Linked DNA regions of Mus musculus: all the other regions are linked to region 3. A link is a loop called in an ENCODE intact Hi-C map of the cell type or tissue named here. Cell type or tissue: heart. All regions are shown on one strand.

Region 1 (5,000 bases), 94 kb after region 3:
AGACCAGACATGGAGACCTGACATGGAGACCAGACATAGAGACCAGACATGGAGACCTGACATGGAGACCAGGCATGGAGGCCAGGTATGCAAACCAGTCATGGAGGCCTGGCATGGAGACCAGACATGGAGACCAGACATAGAGACCAGACATGGAGACCTGACATGGAGACCAGGCATGCAGATCAGGCATGGAGACCAGACATGGAGACCTGACATGCAGACCTGGCATGGAGAACTGGCATGCAGATCAGGCATGGAGACCAGACATGGAGACCTGGCATCCAGACCGTGCATACAACCCTGTCATGGAGACCAGGCATGGAGACCTGACATGCAGACCTGGCATGGAGACAAGACATGGAGACCAGGCATGGAGACCTGACATGCAGACCTGGCATGGAGACAAGACATGGAGACCAGGCATGCAGACCTGGCATGGAGTCCGGACATGCAGGCCAGACATGCAGACCTGACATGCAAACATGACATGGAGACCATACATGCAGACCAGGCATGGAGACCTGACATGCAGACCTGACATGCAGACCTAACATGGATATCAGGCATAGAGACCTGGCATGGAGACCAGGCAGATCTCTCATGTTCCTGACATCTGCCTGAGGTCTGATGGATCCATCTTCTTTCCTCTTTGCCTTGCAAAGTTCTGGGGAGGACCTTTGATGTCAGCCCTCCCCCCTGCTACTCACTCTTTGCTTGATGCCACAGACATGTTTGTCCACCAGGGCTTGTTGTTAGGACTCAGGACTCCAACTACCGAAGAGAGGATGAGCAACAGCCTTGGACCTCAGGCCTTGGAGGGTGAGGTAGAAAGATTGATGTTTCACTTTGATCTTGAGCCAAGATGAACCAGAGAAGGGCTTTGCTTCCAATGTGCTTGCCGTGCCCACAGAAGGGCATTAAAACCCTGCCCTCTGCCCAATCAGGCCTTATGCAAGATAAGTCAGGCTGTTCTTGTTAGAAAAGGACAGCAGGCCTGCTCCTGTCTGGCAGCTGGTGGCAGATGACATGCCCGGTAGCCTTATGAACCTGCATAGCTCCTAGACCTAATCTTGGGCGTGTCATGAATGTCAGGGCCCTGGATGGAGGTCCATTGGTTTGATTTAACTGGCTCTGTGTGGTCTAATGAGCCAACACTAGGCTCTGGGCTCCAGGGTCACCACTATGGCCATGGGCATGGAGAACACATGTCTTCTTGGCCCACACCTTCATGCATGCTGAGTGGGTACAGCTCTATCCTCAGAGTTGAGAAGCCTTCTGAGTACTACGTCTTGCCTTCAAGTTCTTCTCAGACACGGCTTTCAGTTTGCCTAGGACTTAGGAGTTGGCTCTAAGGAACTTGTAGGCTAGCAGGACACCTGCCCCTTCCTTGGCCTTCCTTCTCCATGTCTGTGCTGGGTGCCCTAGTTTCCTGCCAGTCCCTGAAACCCACCATGGCTTCCTTGGCATCCTCGGTGCCCATTGGGGGACATGGTTTGGACTTCCACTTTCCTTTCTGTTGCTCTCTATAAGGAAGCTCATGAGGGGTCTGTTTGCCATGGTCGGGTGCAGACTCTCTAATAGCACTTTGTGTGTATGCCCTCCTATCATTACTAACACGGTCTCTCTATGGGCAGCTCCTCCCCCAACTCCTGCCTGCTCTCTCTGCTCCCACACAGTTGGCACAGTTATGACCAAAGATCCTTGGCACATGCTTCTCCCAGCCCTCCTGTCCCCTTTGTATTTCACAACTCCCAGTTTCTGCACCATGACAGACAGTCCTCTTTTACCCCCTTTCCTTTCTGGCTATTTCCCATTGGTCTCCTAGAGCTTGCCTCTGCAAGTCAGCACACACATTACAGGCGCTCAGTTGGGGCAAAGCCCTGGCCCAGCCAGCCCGTGGCAGAAGGAGGGGCTGAGAGATTTGGCCAACTGTTTAGCAGATGCTGTGGGAGGTCCCTGCTCCCCAGCAGGCAGGGGTGGGAGGAGCATGATTGGCACCTCCACCCACAGGCAAGGGACTGAACAGACTCCATACAAGGGAGGTGCCTGCTCCAGAGAAGGAAGGCCAGAGGAAGAAGGCCCAGTCCCACTGACATGGCTCTCGTGCTTTATCAGAACACATGGCTTGTCCTGGTCCTCTGAATTGGCAGGGACCTATGCTGACCTCACAAAGTCCCTGGGTACACACACTGTGGCGTTTGTGCTTTCTACATCGGCTATGATATTTACCAAGATGTTCGTGTCGCTGGGAACAATCAGACCATTCTAGAACTAATCAAAGCGCTACATTCTATTATAAACGCCTGAACAGATGAGCCTGCTGCCTGGAGTTCTTTTGGGGGCATAGGGGTCCCCAAAAGGGAGTTCTTGGGTTATAAATATCTCTTCTCTGCAAAGGCTGCTTGCTCTCTCTCTCTCTCTCTCTCTCTCTCTCTCTCCCCCTCTCCCTCCCTCCCTCTCCCCTCTTTCCCCCTCTATACTGAAACACCCCTGTGTCTAGGAGGGGCTTCTAGTGTAGCCAGAAGAGGCACAATCTTGCAAGAAAAAGAAAAAAAAACTATGGTACAGTAATCTGGAGCTGGGGTGAGGAGCAGAGGTGGGGTGGAGAGAGGGAGGGGGGAAGAGCGGAGTGGGGAGAAGAGAAGGAGAGAGGGGATGAATGAGAGAGAATATGTTGGTACTCAACTTGCTTTCTCTTTTTTATTTAGTCTAGGACCCCAGCTTGTGGGACAGTGCTTCCCACATTCAGGGTGGGTCTTTCCTCCTCCGTTTAACCTCACTGAAAACTTCACAGACACACCATGCTTCCATGGAGATTCCAAATCCAATTAAGTTGACACTTAAGATTAAGGTTAGCACATGACTATGGCATGTCACAGCCTGTGATGACTGTCTGTGTTGTGAACTGGGAATGGGAAGTGGCGACTAACCCCACGGGAAGCCCCGGTTAGCAGTAGCTCCTGTGTAACATTGTCCTTGAGTTAGGCTGGAAGGACACAGATGAGGAGTGGTGGTGCCCCTGTCAAGTGTAGAGAACACTCAGCTTATACTCTCAGTCCCGAGGTACCTGTGCCCTGTCTGTTTTTTGGTAGGGGTGGGGTAGGGTGGGGTGGGGCAGGGCAAGAGAAATGGGCAAAACAAATCCCACAGATCAAACTCTGCAACCAGTTAGCAGAAGTTCAGCAGAGGTCCTGTCTGCCCCTGAGGATGTGTCTGCCTCCACCCCCACCCCCCATCCCCCCACCCCGTCCCCTGGAAGGGGTTCTGTTGTGCTTTTGCCTTCTTGGCTCCAGTTTGCTCCTCCCTCCCAGCCAGGTGCCTGGGGAGAGAGAAATGAGAAGCCAGTGGGCACTGGTGGGAGCATGGGTTGTTCATTGGGGTGTGCCTGAAACATTCTCCCCTGTACTTTCTCCCACACTCAGGAGACGAGAGCTTAACCTATTGGTACTTCGGGGGTAATGCTGTGCACACTTCAAAAATAGAATCTGGAAGCAGATAAGTGTAGATGGTTGAGAATAGGATTCGATTTTGTGAAAGTTGTCCTTGGACACATGTGTATGTGTGTGAGTGTGTATGAGTGTGAGTGTATGTGTCCGAGTGTGTGTGATTATGTGTGTGCGTGTCTTTGTGTGATAATGTGTATGTGTGTGAATGTGTATGTATGTGTGTGTGTGAGAATGTATATGCGTGTGCATGTATGTGTGTAATATGTGCCTGTATGTGAGTGCTTGAGAATTTGTATGTGTGTTAGTGTGTGCACGTGTGAGTGTCTGTGTGTGTAAGTGTGTATATGAGAGAATGTGGGTGTGTGTATGCATATGGAGGCCAGGGGTTGACAATCCATGTCTTCCTCAATCACTCGTCACCTTATTTCCTTGAGGCAGAGTTTCTCACTGATCATGAACCTTGCTCCTGTCTCCAGTAACACTCTGCAGTGTTACAGTGCCTGGCTGTTTGTGTGAATTTGGACCCTCATGTTTGCGTGGCAAGCGCTTTGCATCTTAAGCCATGTCCCAGCTCCAGGTATAGTCTTGAAGACTACAGCCATATTTACACAGGTCTTCCTCTACACCATCTGCATGCTCTAGTTTGCTTTGCCCATTTGTCTTAGTCAGGGTTTCTATCATGACCAAGAAGCAAGTTGGGGAGGAAAGGGTTTATTCAGCTTACAATTTCACATTGCTGTTCATCACTAAAGGAAGTCAGGACTGGAACTCAAGCAAGTCAGAAAACAAGAGCTGATGCAGAGGCCATGGAGGGATTTTACTTAACTGGCTTGCTTCCCCTGACTTGCTCAGCTTGCTTTCTTATAGAACCCAGGACTACCAGCCCAGGGATAGCACCACCCACAATGGGCTGGGCTCTCCCACCCTTGATCACTGAGAAAATGCCTTACAGCTGGATCTCATGGAGGCATTTCCTCAAGGGAGGCTCCTTTCTCTTCGATAACTCCAGCTTGTGTCAAGTTGACACACAAAACCAGCCAGTGCACCATTGAAGCCCAGCCTCAGGAAAACCCATGGAATATACTAGCAGAGTCTGGTTTATGTACATGTGAAACACATGGCACCGTAGAGCCAGAGCCCAACCTGCCTCTCTGCTACCGTTTCTCCTCTAGCCTCCTGGCTGCCTTCCACTCTTGTCTCCTGTGTCACAGCTGAGTGCATCTATGATTTGAATGATGATCACATGAGCTACCGAGAGGACAGGCACGTGCAACAGGCACGTGCCACCATTTTTCTAAGGATGTTTGAAGACAGGCTGTGGAATGTTGTCTCCCTATTGTGGCAGCCATTACCACCTTCATCAGGGCAGCTGTGACTACTCTCAAGAGACCCTCAAGATTTGACCTGCTGACCTTTTTCTCATTGAAGGAGGGGCCGGGGAGGGTTATTAAACCCTTAGTTGAGATTTCATCCAGTCCCTCCTGTGTTCTTTCCTAGCTGTGTGTCATTCCAGCCTGGCTGCCCGAGGTCTTGGGAGGTGCTGGAGGTTAC
Region 2 (5,000 bases), 55 kb before region 3:
AAGAAAATACATAAGAAAAATTATTCTCCTTGGGTTTGATGCTCTCTGTGGTCTCAGGTGTGCACTGAAGTGTCCTGGAACATTGTCCCCATGGAGAAGCTGTTGTGAGCACTTAGCGTTTAGTGAGACCAGCATCTGTTGGGGGTCATGAGTGTCTTGAATCTTAAGATGATAGATTTGGGGGGGGGGGGCAAAATGATAGGACCAGAGACCAGTCTCATTGCCTGGTAGCTGGGAAGAAGAATCTGGGAGGGGTGAGAGATGAGTTCTGTCTTCTGGTGTAGTCACCTGATGGTGTGTATGTCTGAATCATGGCTTTCCAGCAAAGAAAAGAATGGATATTATTGCACATAACTTTCCAGAAGTGACTAAGAGTTTAAAGCAATGTCTGCCTGCCTAAAATCAGGTCTGTACATGAAGCAGTGGACTTGGCTCAGGACTCGAGTGCTCAGAGTGAGAGAGGCAGAGCGTGGAGGTCTGAGCCTGGAGTCTCTCTGCTTGGGCTCTGTCTCTGCTGCTGGTAGGCCATATTTTCTTATTCACTGAAACAATACCAGTAACAACATGGGCTGAGGATGGCTCACTGGGTAAAGTGCTTGCTGTCCAAGTGTGGGGCCCTGAGTTAAATTCCCAGCACCCACATAATAGGCTGGGCATGATAGGCATGCAGGTTTGTAATCCCAGCACCGGGGAGGTGGAGACAGAAGGGTCCCTGGGATTTGCTCTACTTGCCTAACTGGTGAGCTTCGGGGCAGTGAGAGACCCTGTTTCACAAAGAAACAACAACTGACTCTGTCCTCAATATGTATACACACACAAATGGTCTCCCTGTGCACACTTTTCTTACACACATGAACATGCATGCAAGCTCATACACATATACCTATACATACACACTCACATACACACACACACACACACACACACACACACACACACACACAAATAACAACGGCTATAAAAAATCAAGAGAGAACAATCAGAACTAACTTTTTAGTTGCATTAATGACCCTTCCTGTTATTATGGCCAAATGCCCAATAGATTCAGGAGAGGAAAGGACATCTTTGGCTCACTATTTCAGAGGGCTCAGATGGTCACGGTGAGGTGTGTGTGAGCAGAGCAGCCTGTGCCACCTTAGTTGCAGACTCTGTGCACTCGGTAAAGCCTAGCTCGTGCTGATCTCTGTGTCTCTGCCTTTCTGGAGACCACATCTCAAACAGCTTTTGCTAATCCAGTTTGCTCCCATTATCAGGAGGAGAACCGAGCAGTGAACTAGACATGTGCCTGAGGAGAGAAAGGTTTACCAAAGGGGACGTCTTGCTTGTGTTTGCTGGAAGGCTTTAGACCCCTGAGGCTCAGAGGTGTGCCGGTTAGGGGTCCCCTGGTGAAGGCGCTTTTGCCTTCCCGTCTTGCTTCTGGGGGGTGGCTATTGAAGTCCGGGGAATGATGTGTTTATCTTGAGGCAAAATGTTTCTTTGCTTTGCAGCTCCAGGTGTGTTTGGCTTTGCAGGGCTCTGTTGTGCGGGGCCACCCCACACTGGTTTGTTATTGAAGCATGACACCCTGGGGGCAGGCAATTGCTTTTCAATCCAAATCTTCCATGACAAATCATGGGCTTCTTACAGAGGTCCACGGGGGAAACGGTTTCAAAGCCTCTCCTTGCTTATCTGGCCAGCACAGTGATACGCATTTCGGAGGCACATTGTTCAGGGAGTGAACACCAGCCCTGTGGCTGAAGGTCCCTGCCAGGCTAAAAGCCATTACCTTCATTCTGCAGCCGAGTCCGTGAAGGCAAAACCCTTTGCTCGATGACGCTTTGTTCCAGAGGAAGTCAGCAGCCCAGCTAAGGCATGCGTGTGCACAGATTGTGAGAGCCCTTTCTTTTCTAGCGTCCTGGGAGTTCTCTGCCGAGTCTCACGCTGCTGTTGGCTCTGGTTTATAGATGGTTCCAACCTTGCACGGAAGCCAGGCAGAAGCTGGGGCAGGGGGTAGGGGGGCAGGGAACAGCATTCCAGGCTCCTGAACTGAAGGGGCACTGCCCGTGCTGTTCTGACCCCAATACCTTTGGGATCCTTTCTTTCCCGACTGTAGCCTGCCTGCCCACGCCAGCTGCTTTCTTGTTCTAATGAGTTTCCCTCCTGCCTAGTTCCCTGGACAGCATGACTCCCTCTGACTTCCCTCTGAGCTGTGTCCTTTCCAAGCCAGAGGCTGCCACCAAGCAAGCTAAAATAAGCCAGAGAGAAGCTGGCGCACCACAGAGGTATCCCACACCACACATTTAGCAACCAGAAAATCGCTACTGCTTTCTGCAAGCAAAGAATCCTGCAGCAAAGACAGCAGACACCTTAGCCTTGTCTCTTCTGAGGCTGGCATCCAGAATGCCAGGGCCACCCTTCCCCAGTCACCTCAGAATCATAGCTCACAGAAGACAGGCTGACAAAGGGGGAAAGTGTGACAAATTTATTTAATCAAAGTTTTATGAGACATGGGAGCCTTTAGAAATAGCTCAGGGGAAACTCTGTTTTTTTTTTGTTTTTGTTTTTGTTTTTGTTTTTGTTTTGTTGTTGTTGTTGTTTTTGTCTTTTCTTTGTGTTTGTTTGTTTAGGATGTCCTGGTTTGAGGGAGAATGGGCAGTGTTATGGTTTAGACAACAAACATCCCTCTGAAAGTTCATGTGTTAGGGCTTGGACCTTAGCCGGTGGCAATATTTTGAGAATCTGGGGAGATAGTGGGAGGGGGTGAGGGTGGCCTTTGGGGACACATTGTCTCTCACCCCTCCTTGTCTTGCTTTCTACTTCCTGACCATTGTACTTTGCATGTGACATGTTCCCTAAAGGCTCTCTAATTTGAACATTTGGTCCCCGGTGAGTGGCACAGTTTGGGAAGGCTGGAACCTTTAGCTGGCAGAGCCTCCTTGAGGAAGTAGGGTCACCGAGGACAAACTTTCTGAGTGTTGTATCTAGATCTTACTCCTTGTTCATTCTCTGCTCCCTAATTAGAGGTATGGTGTGACTAACCGACCTCCCACTCCTTCTACCATGTCCTCCTGGCCTATGGGAGCGAGAGGTGCCAACCACCAGTTACGCCCCTGTACCAGCAGAGAAAGGGAGCTGAGATGTAGGTACCATGCAGTCGTCCTTCTTTGCTTGTTGACTGTGGTTACAACGTGACCACCGAACACAAGCCCCTGGCCTCTGTGACCACCTCATCGGGAAAGACTATAGCCTTGACTTGTGGCGTAGAATGGACTCTTTCTCCCTTTAGTTGCTTCTCCTAATCTATTTTTACCACAACAACACACTAGAAACGAAAACACAAGGTAAGAAGATGAATGGTCATCTGTTCCTGCAAATTCCACGGCCATCAAGCCAAGCATCCCTGTGTTGAGTCCTCTTATCAATGAGCCCAGACAAACCCTTCATCTCTTTACACTGCGTAGGATGGATGCTGCATGCTTTGGTCACTGTGAGAACAGGGACCAGAAAGTGGGGGAAAGTAGAGACGGAGCCCACAAAGTTGCCCAGAATTCAGACTCTGTAGACCAGCATCAGAGTGCAGGTCTAACTTTATCATTTATTACATGAACTTATATGTAGCCTTTTAGCCAATTAGGGTACGTTTATGTATTCAAGGGCAAATCAGGGTGCAACCTGTGTTGTTTAGCCAAATTTGACTTGCCTGTCCGGGAGCCTGTAGGGGAGGGTCTAATCCCCTGTGGAGATAGATGTCTGTGAAGGCAGGGAAGCAGCCACAGCCCTGGCCTCTGGTCCTTTGTATTGTCTCGCTGGTATGCTGGGAGCCACATCAGATCATACACTGTGTACAGTGGATCAGTACTCTTCAAGGAGTCACAGGGATTTGTGGCACCCCCATCTCCTCCCCATTTCTTCCTCTACCAGGTTCATCTCCACCCCAACCCCCCCCCCCCGCCCCCACTGGTCAGAGCACTGAAAAGTCACAATACAGAAAATCTACGTGGAGAGTGAGCAAGCAGTTCATTGGTGAATGACCTTGGTTCCGTGGCTCTTAAAACCCTGGAACTAGTTTGCTGGATGGATGTGGAAGAGTTTGGAAGTGTAGGTTAGGGAAACCAAAAGCTGAGAGAAAAGGCTGATGCTGGGCCACATTGCTGAATCTCAGATGGGAACAATGTCTGTGTTAGGAAGTCTACATTCCTCTTACTTTCTGGGAAACTGTTTGTCCGAGCCCAACAGCTAAACTGAACCCTTTCTCTCTCCTGTTAATTATAACAAGGATTTTGGCCACAGCAGCGAGAGCTTCTGGTGCAGGCAGGTGCAGCGGACTATGCTTGGACCCCAGGGAGGACCTAAGGGTAGCAGCGAGCAGGAATGTATCACTACCATCTGCTCAGAGTCCTCTTGAGCCATCTCTGTTGCATCCCTTCCCCTGTGTGGGACTCCGTCCACCCGCGACAAGCCCCTCCAGTCTTCTTTTTCAGACTATGCAAACACAGACATCCACTTGTTAATCATTCAGTGTAGCAAGTGGATCAAAGTCTTCCGAGGGGTCTGCCGGGTGGCTTTTGAGGGCCCCTTCTTGCACATGCCTTACCTACAAGCTACCATCCAGTTTCCAGTTGTGGCCTCTTTAAAGTGGACAGAACGCTTAAGAGACACTTGCAAAGCAGCCTCCAGGGTCCAGCTCCTCTCTGCCTCTCTCCGATATTGTTGTATCTTTCCAAGGCTTTCCGTTAAAAGAAATGTGCATATGAACTTTTCTTTTTACAGTAACATTGCACTGGTTTGTATGGTACATATCTAAATGATATAATTAGGATTTTAAGTACAATTGGCATAAATAGGTTTAGAAACCATTCAACCAACCAGAATTCGAGCTCTCTGCCCTCTAGCCTGGCCTTGGACCCTGAGTGTAATGGAAGGAGCAGGTGGGTAAGGGAGGGCTTTCCTCTGTAGCCAGTGAGAGGCTCCTTCCTGCTGGTCCTTTTCTGTTAATTAATGTCCCTGCCTGCTGCCAGCCT
Region 3 (5,000 bases):
CATTCACTAGGTAGACAACGTTGACATTCACTAGCTAACTGTGACAGTGCTGATTTCTTCTTATTGGTTGTATATACACAAATGTATGGTTAATTTTAAAATGGGCTGTTGAGAATTATATTTTTGTTTCAGAAGATTATCTTTTAAGATAGAATCCATATAAAATAAATCACATATACCACATATACCACACACACACATGCTACATACACATATACCACACACATGCACATATACCACATACACACACTTCTCACATACACACTCACACACATATACCTCACACACTCACACCTACACCACACACACATGCCACACACACATACACTTCCCACATACACATACACACATATATACCACACACACACACACCACACATACACTTCCCACATACACACTCACATATATACCACAAACACACTTTCCACACACACACGTACCACACATGCACTTCCCACATACACACTCACACCCACACACATGCACATACAGTACACTTACATACCTCCTCCCCAACAGAACTAAACATAGGGTTGCCATCTGACCACAGAACTCATTCAAAGTGTAGTGAGAACTCTGGAATTTTGGTTTCTTTCAAAACACAGAAATATTGCAAATATTGTAAGGATGCGTTTTCATTTTAATCCCAGGTGTGGGATGTGGGGCTGCTTTGGACTGTCCACAGCAGCTGACTATGATTTGCCTCATGCTCTAGCAGAGCTGTGGTTTTGCCAGCTGCAGATAGTTTCTGTCATTGTGTGGTGTTTGGAATTCTGGGAACTTTTCCGAGGGTCTATAAATGCTAGGGCCCTGACAGGCTGTGCTTATTTTTGCCTGTGCACTGAGTTCTTATTGTGATAAGTCTAATTCTCAGGAGCCTGTACTTCTAATGGCTGCACTGGAGTGTTTTTAGCCCTCGCCTGGGATGGCAGTCCCTGCTTTGGCCACTAGGATGTGGTCATTCCTCCCTACACCACCACACTTCTGCTCCCCACTCCAGCCTAGAACAAGGGGCCTGTTGTCTGGTTCTGTCCTCCTCAGCATCCTGAGCCAAGGCCAGGAAAGAAAGCACAGCCTAGCCTCCACAGGAGCATGTACAAACTCTGTGGAGGTGGGAAGGGTCCCTGGGCTCTCCTCTCTGGATGCAACGTAAGTCTCTTCCTTGTTAAAAGTTTAAACAGCAATTGTAAAGCATCAGATTTAGGACGAATGCTTTTCCATGCACAGTCTGCCCTCTGCAGACCTCAGATCTCCGGGCCCGCTAGGTTAGCGTTAGCTGTGGCCTGGAACCCATTTCCTTTGCAGACTGTCACTAGTAGTTGGAGATTGTCCCTGTGAGATAAAGGAGCCTGTGCATGTGGCATGTCACATCATCTCTCTAGTCACTTTCCACAGTGTCCCCGTCTGTGGTGTATGCATAGAGATGTATAGGTACACACGTGTACACATATCTGCATGCTGGTGAATCACTCAGCATAACTGTTTTTAACTGTTTAACTTCCCAGGACACTGGGAGTTGCTCCGGAGACAGAGGCAGGAGGGGTCGTCTCTAAATTGCCACAGAATGACCCAAGGGAACAGGCTACTCCACTCTTTTCCCCTAAGCAATCTGTTTTCTGCTCAGGATAACTGAAGCCTCCAAGTCCCTCCCTGCGCCCGCCCTGCTCCAGTACCCCGCCCACTTTCCACCGGGCTCTGTTCATTTGGAAGGCTCGTGACCAGTGTGCGAGTTCATTATATTATCACCTGACCCTTCATCCCTGGCATCTGACAGCCTCATTTCCCGGAGCTCTCTTTTCTTCCAGTCTCAAGTTGATGTCTCAAGAGCCCTGTGGGCCTCAAACCAGATTCACAATTTCTTGATTTATTTCCCACCCATGGGCCTAGATAAATACTTCTAATTTTAGACGGGAAGTTCTTAATTTCCCCTTAAAAAGATATTATACTCCGTCCATTTCCCTGAAAGGAAGGCCCTGGCGCTTTCTAAGAAACTTTATAATAAAGGATTAAAACAGTAACTAGAAAACAAAGCAAAACAAGCCAGGAATTCCTCCGCTGGGAATTCCGCACTCCTGAGGGTTCTGACACGAGGCTTTTCTAAGAAGGGACCAGCATCTGGAACCCGCAGTACGCAGTGTCTGGCGCTGGGAAGGCTGTCCTAGAAGCAGTCTTTACACGCTGGCTTTAATGGAATCTCGGACTCCTGCAGGGGCTGCTTGTGTAAAACACACACAGAGAAAAAATCTTCTAAACAGAGGCAGGATGAAGGGAGTTCGTTGTTGAGCCTGACTTATTATGAATTTCATTCTCGTTTCCAGAACGCATGTATCTGGCTCTTGCCAGGGACACAGTTTGTGTTTGGGGCTCGCTAAGCGCTCTGAGAAGTCCCAAGTGAGTGTCTGAAAGCTTCATAGCGGAGGAGACTTGACTTTGGTTAGGGATCAAGTTCTCTGGCCTTGCCCAGCGTGGGAATCAGACAGCCGGATCTGGAAAATTGTGTTGAAGGTCAGACAGTAACCGGTAGTTCTAGCTCCAGGGAACCCAACACCCTCTTCTGGTCTCCATAGGCAACTACACTCATGTGCACACACATGTGAACAGAATTAAAGATAAAAGTGATGAAGGTAGAGGCAGAATGTCGGTTGGTGGTGGAGCGATTACCTAGCGTGCCCAAGGCTGGAGGACTCTCTAAGAGTCAGGGAAATTATATTGATGGTGGACTCAGAGCATGAAGACCACACAGCTGGCCTGCATTCTCCTCTTCTATAGTCTGACTGAAATATTTTATATCAAATATGACTTTACTGTTTTCTAGAATATTTCCCTCAGAAAAAGAAAAGAAAGCAATAAATCAGATGTGGAAACAAGGACACGATAGAAACCAACTGCAGGGACCTGGTGGCCCGCAGACTGGGGACAATCCCAAGACCCTGGGGTTTTGGTTGCTGCTGTCTGATTCCCACACTGGACAGGGCAAGAGCACTTGACCCACGCCAGCTGAATGCTGGCTCTTGTTTCCCACCGGCTGTGGAATTTGCAGACACTCTTTTCTGGCTTCCCAGAGGGGCTGGGGAGCCTCCAGCATGTGCTGTGACATTTATAACTCCCTCTGGAATTTCCATGTCCCCAGCCCTCGCCCAGCCCAGGGATGAATCATGGATTCTTAGACCAGCGAAGCCATTTTGGAAACAGCTGCCAAGGAGCAAATGCAGTCAAAAATAGCTCTCACTCCCTGAAAAATGAATGGCTTATTTTAAGAAGAAAGGGTGGCTTGAATCTGTCCTGCTTGCATCTTTATCTCCTGGGCACAGGGCCAGGGCATCCGAGAAAGGCTTGCCTGTCAAAGGGAATGGCACCTGCAGTGACATAGTGGTGCCCACGATGGGGCTACCATCTCTGGGCCAGGGCCAAGGGGTGAGGTATGAGCCGTCCTCCTGAGACCTGCATCCCAGGAGGCCTGGACCGTTAGGTATGAAGTTCTGCTTCCCTGGTAGGCCTGACATGCATTGCTTTCTTGTGGTTGTGGCCAAACATCCAACAGAATTCAGCAAGGAGCAGCTGGCAGTCAGGATGCAGCAAAGAGCTAATCAGGCAGGAAGTGGGAGCACTCAGGCAGGAAGTGGGAGCAGGCTATTGCTCAGAAGCCAAATGCCCATGCTCTTATACCTACCAGCTAGTCTTTAAGTCTAGAAGGTTCCACAGTGTTCCTCAAACAGCACCGCCAGGTGAAGACCAAATGTTCAAACACATGGGGACATTTCACTTTCAAACACTTCAGACCACTGGTCCTTGTCGTAGACTTGTGGGGTGGGCACAGTAGCTAGACGCATACAAGAGGAAGGCACTGGGCTTTGTTCCATCCTTCAAAGGGAAGTTAAGCTCTCCTGCTGCAGATGAATGGGTGATGGTGTCTTAGCTTAAGCTGTCAGGGAAGAAACTTCACTTGGCGTCAGGGTGATAGTTCCCCCCTCCCCCATTGTATTTGTCCTTGTGTTGTGAGGCACTGTAGCCAAAGATGCATGAAGGACTGATGTCAATCCTGCTGTGCTGTGTACTATGTGAGTAGAAAGAAAGGAAGAAAGAAAGAGAGAGAGAGAAAGAAAGAAAGAAAGAAAGAAAGGGAGATGGAAGGAAGCAAGGAAGGAAGGGAGAAGGAAGGAAGGAGGAAAGAAGGAAGTTATGATAGTTTCAAAGCAAAGCAAAGCTTGCACAGTACCAGCTAGTCCACATCCACACCCAATGATGTGAGAAATCCTCAGAAGGGAAGGAGCACAGAGCAAAGAGAGCCCCGAGGGAAGGTCCCACAGCCTGGGGCCAGCACTGTAACATCTGCTGGTTCCACAGAGAAAATGAGGTAGAAAACTGTGTTGCAAAGTATTCTGTGTGACTTTGATTTTTTTTTTAATATCCTATGTGAAAAACACACACCTGCACCCTGAATTCTGGCTTCTTCCGAGGGTAAGCTTGGCTTGCTACAACTGTGACATCTTCCTTACTTCTGTGTGCTTCCCTCTGTCACTTGGCCTGGATACTCACTCACTCACGGCTCCGTGAAGACATCAGGACGTTGGAAGGACTGAGGACTCCGTGATTGTCACAATCTGTGAGGTTCAGCTGGGGGTCCTCTTCTTTCATTGGGAGTGATAATGCCTTGCTCTCCTTCCTGGTTGCTGAAGCTCCTTGTCCCATTGCATTTACAGACACTGGTGGCTGGTATCTTCTTTCCCTTCATGCTAAGACATAACTGAAACTAAACCTGGAACGCTGGAATCCGAGATTAATGAATGAGGCGTTAGGAGTTACAGACACATGTATCTGCTAGCCTAATGAGCAGACAGTCTGCGAACACAGCCGCTCAAAGACACAGACCACGTGAATAGAATATGCTTCTCCATGGGGAAGTACTCTGAGGGAGCTCTTTCATTGAGTGAACTTAGGTAGAAAACACATTTCAATTTGGGATACAGAAAGAGAGACACAATGACCTAGGGTGTGGCTCA

The links. Hi-C counts contacts between places; a loop is a spot of excess contacts. Peaks named below come from ENCODE experiments on the same cell type or tissue, not always from the same donor. Only the 100,000 strongest peaks of a DNase experiment are listed, where the experiment ranks them.
Region 1: it touches region 3 in a loop (1.9-fold over the local background); 4 of 42 quality-filtered maps call a loop at or near these places.
Region 2: a loop joins it to region 3, with 1.9 times the contacts of the local background. A loop is called at or near these places in 2 of 42 quality-filtered maps.

Annotation. Positions count from the first base shown.
Region 1 is chr8:125,383,924-125,388,923 of GRCm38, forward strand. It overlaps Gm30713 (a long non-coding RNA gene), which reads left to right and starts at 1,961. Exons shown (of 5, transcript XR_879356.2): 1 at 1,961-2,565; 2 at 2,712-2,854; 3 at 3,426-3,447; 4 at 3,888-4,026; 5 at 4,622-4,919. In heart, no CTCF peak of the experiment used is centred here; DNase peaks (open chromatin) are centred at 1,088, 1,998 and 4,748; H3K27ac peaks cover 3,129 bases.
Region 2 is chr8:125,234,555-125,239,554 of GRCm38, forward strand. All of the region lies in intron 11 of Disc1 (disrupted in schizophrenia 1), which reads left to right. Among named protein-coding and RNA genes, the nearest start is that of Gm30713, 150 kb to the right of the region's middle. In heart, no CTCF peak of the experiment used is centred here; a DNase peak (open chromatin) is centred at 2,047; H3K4me3 peaks cover 1,031 bases; H3K27ac peaks cover 2,193 bases.
Region 3 is chr8:125,289,994-125,294,993 of GRCm38, forward strand. No RefSeq gene overlaps it. Among named protein-coding and RNA genes, the nearest start is that of Gm30713, 93 kb to the right of the region's middle. In heart, CTCF peaks have their summits at 949 and 2,559 (motif pointing left); DNase peaks (open chromatin) are centred at 1,708, 2,128 and 3,138; H3K27ac peaks cover 3,586 bases.